2 separate regions of the Mus musculus genome follow, and region 1 is linked to region 2. Evidence: chromatin loops called from intact Hi-C (ENCODE). Cell type or tissue: left cerebral cortex. All regions are shown on one strand. Each heading gives the region's core, and the rest is flanking DNA. Links, peaks and the distances in the headings are about the cores only.

Evidence for each region. A loop is a pair of places that touch in the nucleus more often than their neighbours do. Peaks named below come from ENCODE experiments on the same cell type or tissue, not always from the same donor. Only the 100,000 strongest peaks of a DNase experiment are listed, where the experiment ranks them.
Region 1: a loop joins it to region 2, with 4 times the contacts of the local background. A loop is called at or near these places in 1 of 42 quality-filtered maps.

What each region holds. Positions count from the first base shown.
Region 1 is chr10:128,503,758-128,508,148 of GRCm38, reverse strand. It overlaps A430046D13Rik (Riken cDNA A430046D13 gene), which reads right to left. Exons shown (of 2, transcript NR_131151.1): 2 at 3,907-4,391. Among named protein-coding and RNA genes, the nearest start is that of Mir6916, 6.1 kb to the left of the region's middle. In left cerebral cortex, for the core only: a CTCF peak has its summit at 2,087; no DNase peak of the experiment used is centred there.
Region 2 is chr10:128,672,950-128,677,340 of GRCm38, reverse strand. Suox (sulfite oxidase) reads left to right here and starts at 3,423. Exons shown (of 4, transcript NM_173733.3): 1 at 3,423-3,489. Rab5b (RAB5B, member RAS oncogene family) reads left to right here. Exons shown (of 6, transcript NM_177411.4): 6 at 1-162. It also overlaps the pseudogene Gm6336. In left cerebral cortex, for the core only: a CTCF peak has its summit at 2,501 (motif pointing right); DNase peaks (open chromatin) are centred at 2,548, 3,309 and 3,813; H3K4me3 peaks cover 1,611 bases; H3K27ac peaks cover 1,356 bases.

The sequences.
Region 1 (4,391 bases), core at 136-4,135, 170 kb after region 2:
TGAAGGGCTGGGCAGTGCTGGTACACGCCTTAAATCCCAGCACTTGGGAGGCAGAGGCAGGCGGATTTCTGAGTTCGAGGCCAGCCTGGTCTACAAAGTGAGTTCCAGGACAGCCAGGGCTACACAGAGAAACCCTGTCTCAAAAAACAAACAAACAAAAGAATGTGAAGGAATCATCTGTCACGGAATTAAATATAGTTGTTATTTAGCAAAACTTTTAGGGGTTCAAGGTTCTTTTTTTTTTTTTCTGTACCCTGGGTCTCATGCATGCTAGCTAGCCAAGTGCTATATCATTGAGTTATATCCCTAGTTCTCTTAATTTTGAGAAAGGAGTCTCAAAAAACAAAAAGAGAGAAAGAAAGAAAGAAAGAAAGAAAGAAAGAAAGAAAGAAAGAAAGGAAGGAAGAAAGAAAGAAAAAAAGGAAAAAGAAAAAAGGAGAAGAGGGTCTCGTCAAGTTTCCTAAGCTGGATTTGAACTTACTCTGTAGCCCAGACTGGCCTTGTTCTTGTGATCCTTCCTCAGCCTCCCAGGTAGCTGGGACTACCGGCCTATGCCATTGGTCCTGACTTGTGGTTTAATGCTTTAACTCTTGTGTCTATGGTATATGTGTGCATTCATGTGTAGGCATGTGTGGTTGCAGGTGGACCTTGCATGCACGTGTGTGGAGGCCAAAGGTCACCTCAAGTATTGTTCCTCAGGAACTGTCTGCCCTTACTTTTCATTGCAATTATCTAGTGTCTGTGAGTGTGTGTGTGTGCGTGCGTGCGTGTGTGTGCACGTGCATGTAAGCACTCTCGAGGCTGTGTGTGTATGTGTGTGTGTGAAGGTCAGAGGACAACTTGGAGGACGTGGTTTTCCTCCTCTGTCCTGCGGGTCCAGAGATGAAGGTCATCGGTCTTTGCATACTGACACATCCTGGGGCCTCACCCTTGCTTTTGGAGACAGGATCTTACTACCAATCCTTGGCTGGCCTGGCACTTGCTATGTAGACCAGGCTGGCCTTGAACTCACTGAGATCTGCCTGCCTTTGCCTCCTAAATGCTGGCCCAAACTCAGGTTCTTATGTTTGTATACTAAGCCATCTCCCCAGCCTGTTTTGAGACGTCTTGCCACATAGGCCAGGTTTACCTTAGACTTCTGACAGCCCCCCTGCCTCTGCCTGCACAGTTCTGGGTTTACAAGCATGTGTCCCCATGCTCTGTAGCTTTTCCTCTTATATGTGTAGTGTTAGGGTACAAACCCAGGGCCAGACAAATGTTCTACCACTGGATGACTACCCTAGCTCGCCTACAAACAGTTTACTTTTGACAGTGACAGATAGGCTACTCCCCTCTTGGAATATAGCTTTATTGAACCAAACTATGTGCAGTCGTGAAGAGGGTGTGGCAATTCAGTCACCTGCCCAGCCTTTTCCCTACCTACAGAACCCTCCAGCATTCCTGGTGGAAGTGCACTACCTCTGAGGGGTTAACATGCTTCGCCCGCCACCTTTCCAACCCGGGATGATTCTGACCGAGTTATAGTTAACAAGATATCAAAGAAAGTCAGTTGAGAACCAGAACATCAGAAGAAAAAGCAGTTAAAGTTAGGTGGGCCTAAGAGTGGTGCACTTTAAATCCCAGCACTCTGGAGGTGGAGGCAGGAAGATCTGTGAGAGTTCCAGGCCAGTCTGATTTACATAGAGAGTTCCAGGCCAACCAAGGCTATGCCTCGAGACCTTGTTTGTTTGTTTGTTTGTTTGTTTTTGGTTTTTCGAGACAGGGTTTCTCTGTGTAGCCCTGGCTATCCTGGAACTCACTCTGTAGACCAGGTTGGCCTTGAACTCAGAAATCCGCCTGCCTCTGCCTCCCGCGTGCTGGGATTAAAGGCATGCGCCACCACGCCCGGCGAGACCTTGTTTTAAAATAAAGTACTTACTGCTCTTGCATAGAGCGGCTTGGTTCCCAGGCTTGGTTCCCAGCACCTACCCGCTGGCACAACAGTCTAACTATAGTTCCAGGGGGAGCCGATGCCCTCTGCTGGCCTCTTTGGACACTAAGCAGGTATGTACGTGGTACGAATACATATATGCAGGCAGAAAGCCCATACACATAAAATAAACCTAAAAAATGAACAACAGCGACCACTACAAAGTACATATGGGCTGGAGTCCCAGCCCTTGTGGTGGCGGCTCAGCTCACAGCCATCTGTAACTCCAGTCCCAGGGGATCTGACGCTCTCTTTTGGACTCTGTGGGTACCAGGCACACAGGTAGGACAAGATAGTCAGTGGATAAAGCACATGCCACAGTCTCGATGACCTGAGATTGAGCCCTAGATTCATATAAAGAAACTGTGACCTGATCCATGTGCTTTGGCACACATGCCCACATACACCACGCCCACGCATACACATCAAGCCCACGAATACATCATGCCCACATACAAACAATAAAATTACAGGTTGGGGGGGGAGGGTTGTTTTTATTTATTTATTTATTTATTTATTTATTTATTTATTTATTTGGGTTTTTCGAGACAGTGTTTCTCTGTATAGCCCTGGCTGTCCTGGAACTCACTTTGTAGACCAGGCTGGCCTCGAACTCAGAAATCCTCTGATTTCTGCCTCCCAAGTGCTGGGATTAAAGGCATGCACTACCACGATCGGCGGTTGTTTTTAAAAACAGGGTCTCACTTGGTTGCCCTGGCTGACCTCCAACTCACAGAGATTTGCCTCAGGAGGAGGAGGAGCTCTGAGGAGCTCCCAGGTCAGCCAAGGCTACATAGTGAGACTGTGTCTCAAAACCTAATTTTTAAAAAAGAGTTTGTGAATTGGCTGGAGCCCAATGACCCTTCTCCCTTCTTTCACTGCATGTATTTCAAGTCTTTGCTACTCCCTAGAGTTCTCTCCTACCTCCTTTATCAAGTCAGATCACCTCACCCATTTCAGGGTGAAAATGTAAAAGCAGTAATATATTGCCCCAACCCCTTAGGCCCCAGGGTCCTTCCTGGATGACACCAGCTGTTGTGTCATATCTGTCCATTCATTCTATAAATATTTCAGGACCTCGTATGGACCAGGTGACCTGGCTATGCTTGGTGCAGGATAGTGTGTAGGTGTGTGTGTGCATGTGGGTTTGTTGTGTGCATGAATGTGTGTGTGTGTATGTTTGTGTCTTGGAAGAGAGTATACAAGTCAAAGGGAACAAGCTAAGAACCAGAGAGACAGGATATCTTTGAAGATCTGCAAGCCATCGGGCGTGGCTGAACAGAATTCGGCCAGAACAGGAAGTAAGTGTTTGAAGCTGAAGCTGTGCCCCCTCTGTGGGCTACTGGAAGCCACAATGTGCCAGGATGCTGGGCAAAAGCTGCCTCTGATCGTTATCTAAGCACATGAAAGCTGACTGGCAAGTTGGGCTCACAGCTCCTGTTGTGGCTCCTGTCTGTGATCCCGACACTCGGGGAGGCTAAGGCAGAAGGGTCGTCGCAGTTTGAGGACAGAGTGGGCTGCATAGTGAGTTCCAGGGCAGCCTGGTACGGTGGCAAATACTGAGATCTTAGCATACGGGAGGCGAAGGCCTAAGGACCAGAAGTTCAAGGTCACCCTCAGGTACATAACCAGTTCCAGGCCTGCCCTGTCTGAGAACAAACAAAAATAAAATACTTGCAGGCCAAATTCCAAATATGGATGAATTTTAAACAGGAGATGATGTAAGGGGAATGAGAAGAGGTGGGTGGGCAAAACAGCCCATCGGTTACAGCCACTTGCCACCGACCATAACAACCTGAGGTTGACACTCAGAGTCCACCAGGTAGAAACAACGAACCAATTCTCACAAGCTGACCTTCAGCCTTAGCACCTGTTCACCTACACACACACACACACACACACACACACACACACACACACACACACACACAAAGTATCTTTTGAAATGATGACTGTTATTAAAGCTTAGATTACATTATCTATGTGAAACAAGATTTCCAGGCCCTAACACAGACAGAGGAGCAATCTACAAGTTTGTTGTTATAAGAAGTTCCTAGGAGATTTTAAAACAACAGCAAAGTCTGTGACCTCCGCCTTAGTTAACTGCAATAGGAAACCAGCTTTACTTGTTAAAACCAACTTTTCTATTTATACCCCATGCCTCACACCAGTCTATAAAAATGGCCTAAGAAAGGCTTTGTAAGTTGTGTATAAGGCCTCTTCATTATCCTCCTTTTTATTGTGGGTTAGTTGTTGTCCTGGGATTTTTATTGATGTGACAAAACACCATGCCCGACATCAAGTCGGGAAGGAAAAGGTTTATGTTGCTTATACTTCCAGGTAACAGTCCGTCACTGAGGGAAGTCACGACAGGGACGCCAGCAGGGCAGGAACCTGGAGGCAGGAGCAGGAGGAGGCAGAG
Region 2 (4,391 bases), core at 97-4,096:
CTTTTGATCAGTTTTTAGGGGGAGGGCTCAACATTTTTGCCTTTATATTTCTTTCCTAAGGAAGCATTTGCCTTTCTTTCACTCTCCTAACATAACAATCGTGGTAACAGAATGCAACTGCTGATTTATCGATGTATTTAATGTAAGTAAAAAAGGAAAAAAGAAAGTGCACTGGACTGTTGTTTTGTTTGTCTGCCTGAAACTAAAAAATGGGAAGAAAGGGCCCAGAGAAATAAATCCATGATACCTCAAGCATCCTTTCCCTCCACCTTGGCACCTCTAACTAGTCGAAGAACCAATTTGGAAAATAACCCTTTTTATTTCTTTGATTTTGTTTTTATTTTTATTTGTGTGTGTGTGAGAGAGAGAGAGAGAGCGCTTATGTTCAGAGATACATGATTTATCAAATGTGCCTTATTTTTCTTTGTTTGTTGGTATAGTCTGCATCTCTTGAACCACATTGAGATTAGACAGAGGAATGCCATATCTGAACTGTTGGGACCAGTATGCAATATTTTTGCATTTTTCTAGGGCTCACTTGTATATTAGTTTCTGAATTGGATCCATAACTTTAAGATTAAACAGAGAAAAGATAACTGGGGCTTTTCGGCTTTCGGCTTGGAGGAGGCAACGGTGCAACTTTCTTCGGTCGTCCCGAATCCAGGTTCATCCGACACCAGCCGCCTCCACCATGCCGCCCAAGTTCGACCCCAATGAGGTCAAAGTCGTGTACCTGAGGTGCACCGGAGGCGAGGTCGGTGCCACATCCGCCTTGGCCCTGAAGATCGGTCCTCTGGGTCTGTCTCCGAAGAAAGTTGTTGATGACATTGCCAAGGCTACCAGTGACTGGAAAGGTCTCAGAATTACAGTGAAACTGACCATCCACAACAGACAGGCCCAGATTGAGGTGGTGCCCTCTGCCTCTGCCCTGATCATCAAAGCCCTCAAAGAGCCACCAAGAGACCGGAAGAAGCAGAACATTAAACACAGTGGGAACATTACTTTTGATGAGATTGTCAACATTGCCCAGCAGATGAGACACCGGTCTTTGGCTAGAGAACTTTCTGGGACTATCAAGGAGATCCTGGGTACTGCACAGTCTGTGGGCTGCAATGTGGATGGCCACCACCCTCATGACATCATAGATGACATCAACAGTGGTGCAGTGGAGTGCCCAGCTAGTTAAGAAGCAACAAGAAAATATTTCAATAAAAGACTATCTGATAACCAACAACAACAACAAAAAAAGATAGCTGGGGAGATGGCTCAGTGGTCTAAAGCACTTGTCGCATTTGTAGAGATGTGGATTCAATACTAGCACCCACATGGCAGCTCACAGCCATCAATAACTCCAGACCCAGGGTAGCTGATATCTTCCGGCCTCCATAGGTGCCAGGTACACACATGGTACATATACATGACTCATACATACAAAATAAATCTTAAAAAAGAAACAGCTGGATATGGTGACACTTGTCGGCTATTTAGGAAGGCTGAAGCTGTAAGACTTGTTTAAAGGCATCCTAAATAGTAGTTTAGCAAGACCATATTTCCAAAAAAAAAAAAATTATTAAATTAACTTTGATTGATCAAGTAGCTTCTATCCCAAAAAGAAACATTTCTGCCCAGACCTGTTTCTTATTTCTGCTTGAAGCCCTCCAATCTGTCATAGTCTAAAGGACTGAAATACAGAAAATGAAAACATAAGAGACTGATTGTAGGCACGAGGGTTCTAAGTGAGAAAGGATGTTTAGAGAGCCAGCCAGTTAGAGTCAGGCAGCCCTTAAGTTTCCAGGCCAGTCCTAATTGCCATCTGTGGGCCTTTGTCAAGTCAGCAGTGCCTCAGTCTCTCCAGCTGTGCAATGAAGAGACTGTGGAGGTTGAGCCAGGTGTGTGGCACACACCTAGTATTCCCAACACCTGGAAGTAGAGGTCCATCTGCACTACAGGAGATAGTAGCTCCCTAAAATAAAGGTGGTGCATTAGTAGATGGACGGAGAAACCATACCAAGTACATATTTGACAGGGTCTTTGTGTACAATCATGGCCGGCCTCAGCTGGAATCATACTCTGGCACTGTAACACCAACTGAAACTTTATTTTCAACAACAGGGCCTGGATGTGCCCTTTACATTAATCCCAGCACTCTGGAGACAGAGGCAGGCAGATCTCTGTGAGTTCCAGGCCATCCTAGTCTACACAGTAAGTTCTAGGACAGTCAGGGCTACACAGAAACCCTGCCTCAAAAAATAAAAACAAAAACAGAACCAACCTTTCGGATGATAATCTGCAAAGGCTGAAAACCTTTCCACTCCCAAAAACGTTAGAGTCAATATCACCTATTCACTATCACGTCCCCTTTTCTGAGTACACTTCCCTGTTCAGGATTCTTAGCCCAATTCCTCAAAAAACAAAAACCAAAAACAATCAAAAAACATAAATGGACAAAGATGAACTTCCAGATGTAAAAGTTTGTTCTAAGTTGATGCGACTGTAGCTCAACCCTCTGGTCTCTAGAGGGCAGTCTATGAATGTTTGTTCCCGGAGCCCAAAGTGAATGTCAAAATTTCAATCTCTAGTAAATGATTAAGAGTAATAGCAAATTTTTCTATCATTGTCCTTTACCTTTTATATACAAGACTACAATGTTTATACTTTTGTTAAACTGCCCTTTTTTCTTGTTTAAGTAGACGCTTTTTAAAAAATTCATCACGCAGACTTTGGTGCATGCTTTTAAGTGAGGTACTCGAGGCAGAGACAGACAAATCTACCTCCGGAGTTCCGGATCAGCAGGGTCTACAAAGCTAGATTCAGACCAGCCAGAGCTACATAGTGAGACCTTGTCTCAAATAAAACATGGTTTTTCGGTATTGCTGTTTTCACACTTCAGAAATCCACTCTGGGAATCGTTGAGCCACTATTTTGGGCATCATTTCTGCCGTTATTCCTGGCCTTGCTTTCCCTAGGACTCAACGTTGCAACACCGAACTACCGAGGCGCGGGACAAAACCCTGGGTTTTCCCCGGGAATGTGGTCCCCATTCTCGTGGCCACCTTTCAAGGCCTTGTCACCTTCCACTGTCTAGATACAGAGCATCAGTTGTGCCTCACAATTCCCTACGGAGCTGCGGTCTGCTCTGGTCACCAGTGTGTGACCCCGGTCCCCGGGAGGCAGAGGCCTGTACCATCCAGGACCCGGCGACGCCCCGCCCCCCAGCTTCGCAACCCCGCGACCCGGCGACCCGGCGACCCGGCGACCCGGCGACCCGGCGACCCGGCGACCCGGCGACCGGGCGACAGTTGACAGTCCTCGTCAAGAGCAGCTGCAAAGCTAGGGGCCAATAGCTGCGGAGCCGGCGAGGGGCGTCAGGACGCCTGCACAAACTGTACACGTCACGGCCGAGCCCCGCCCCGCCCCGCCCCTCCGCTCTGGGCCGCTCTAGCCCTGCACGGGGCGGGTGAAATTGTTCCGCTGCCGACATCCAGCCGGGTAAGGGGACTGCGACCGGGAGAGAAAGGAGGGAGGGCAACGGTGGGACCAAGGCGGCCAGTGCCGCCAAATCTTGGAGTAACTTGGAGCAACCTCCAAATCTTAGCAGTAGCAAAAGAACCAGTATCTCCATATATGATGTCGGTGTGCTCCTGGGGTCGCAGGCTGGTGTTCTGTCCGAATTCTGGACAGACACACCCTCCTACCTAAAGTGTCTCAGAGAGTAAGGACTACTCTTGCACCACGGAGTAGCATTTCGGTATTTAGCAGGCCGCTCCTCCCAAACCTGGAACGGGGCTGGTAAAAAGCAGGTTGCTGAAATTAAGAGTAGATGGCAGGAAGAGTAGGGATCCCCGTGGCCCAGGCGTAAAGAGGAGAAAAATTCGCCTTTTCCATCTTCCTTCGCCATTTGTAAGAGTCCCATCCCTAGCATCTCAGCAACCAGCGGCTTCTTACTACTCTCCACTTTGACCATCCTAGGTCAGAGAGGCACTAGGTTGTGAGGAAGACACCTCAGCAGGACAGAGAGCAGAAAAATTAACTTCCTTCTCTAGCCCATCCCCTGACACCCTGGCCATTGACTCTGCTCAGTTTGCTGAGATCACTAGAATGCCATAGACTACGAGGTCAGGGTGGAGACTCTGAATTGAGGTTCAGTTCTCAGATGGGGTATTTATTTTAGAAGGGTGGAGGGAGAAAAGAGGAAAGGTCTGAGTGAATGTTATTACTTGTTTACTCTTCGTATCAGTTCCTCTGGGTAGAGATGAGGATACAAGTTCAGAGAGGCCCGCTGTGTTGCCATGGGAGCTGGTTAATGACAAGGCCTGGTTTTGCAAACCCCAGGCAGTTTGCTTCCAGGATTCTGGCTCCTTCACCCCATTAGGTTGCAGCCACCTCTTGTC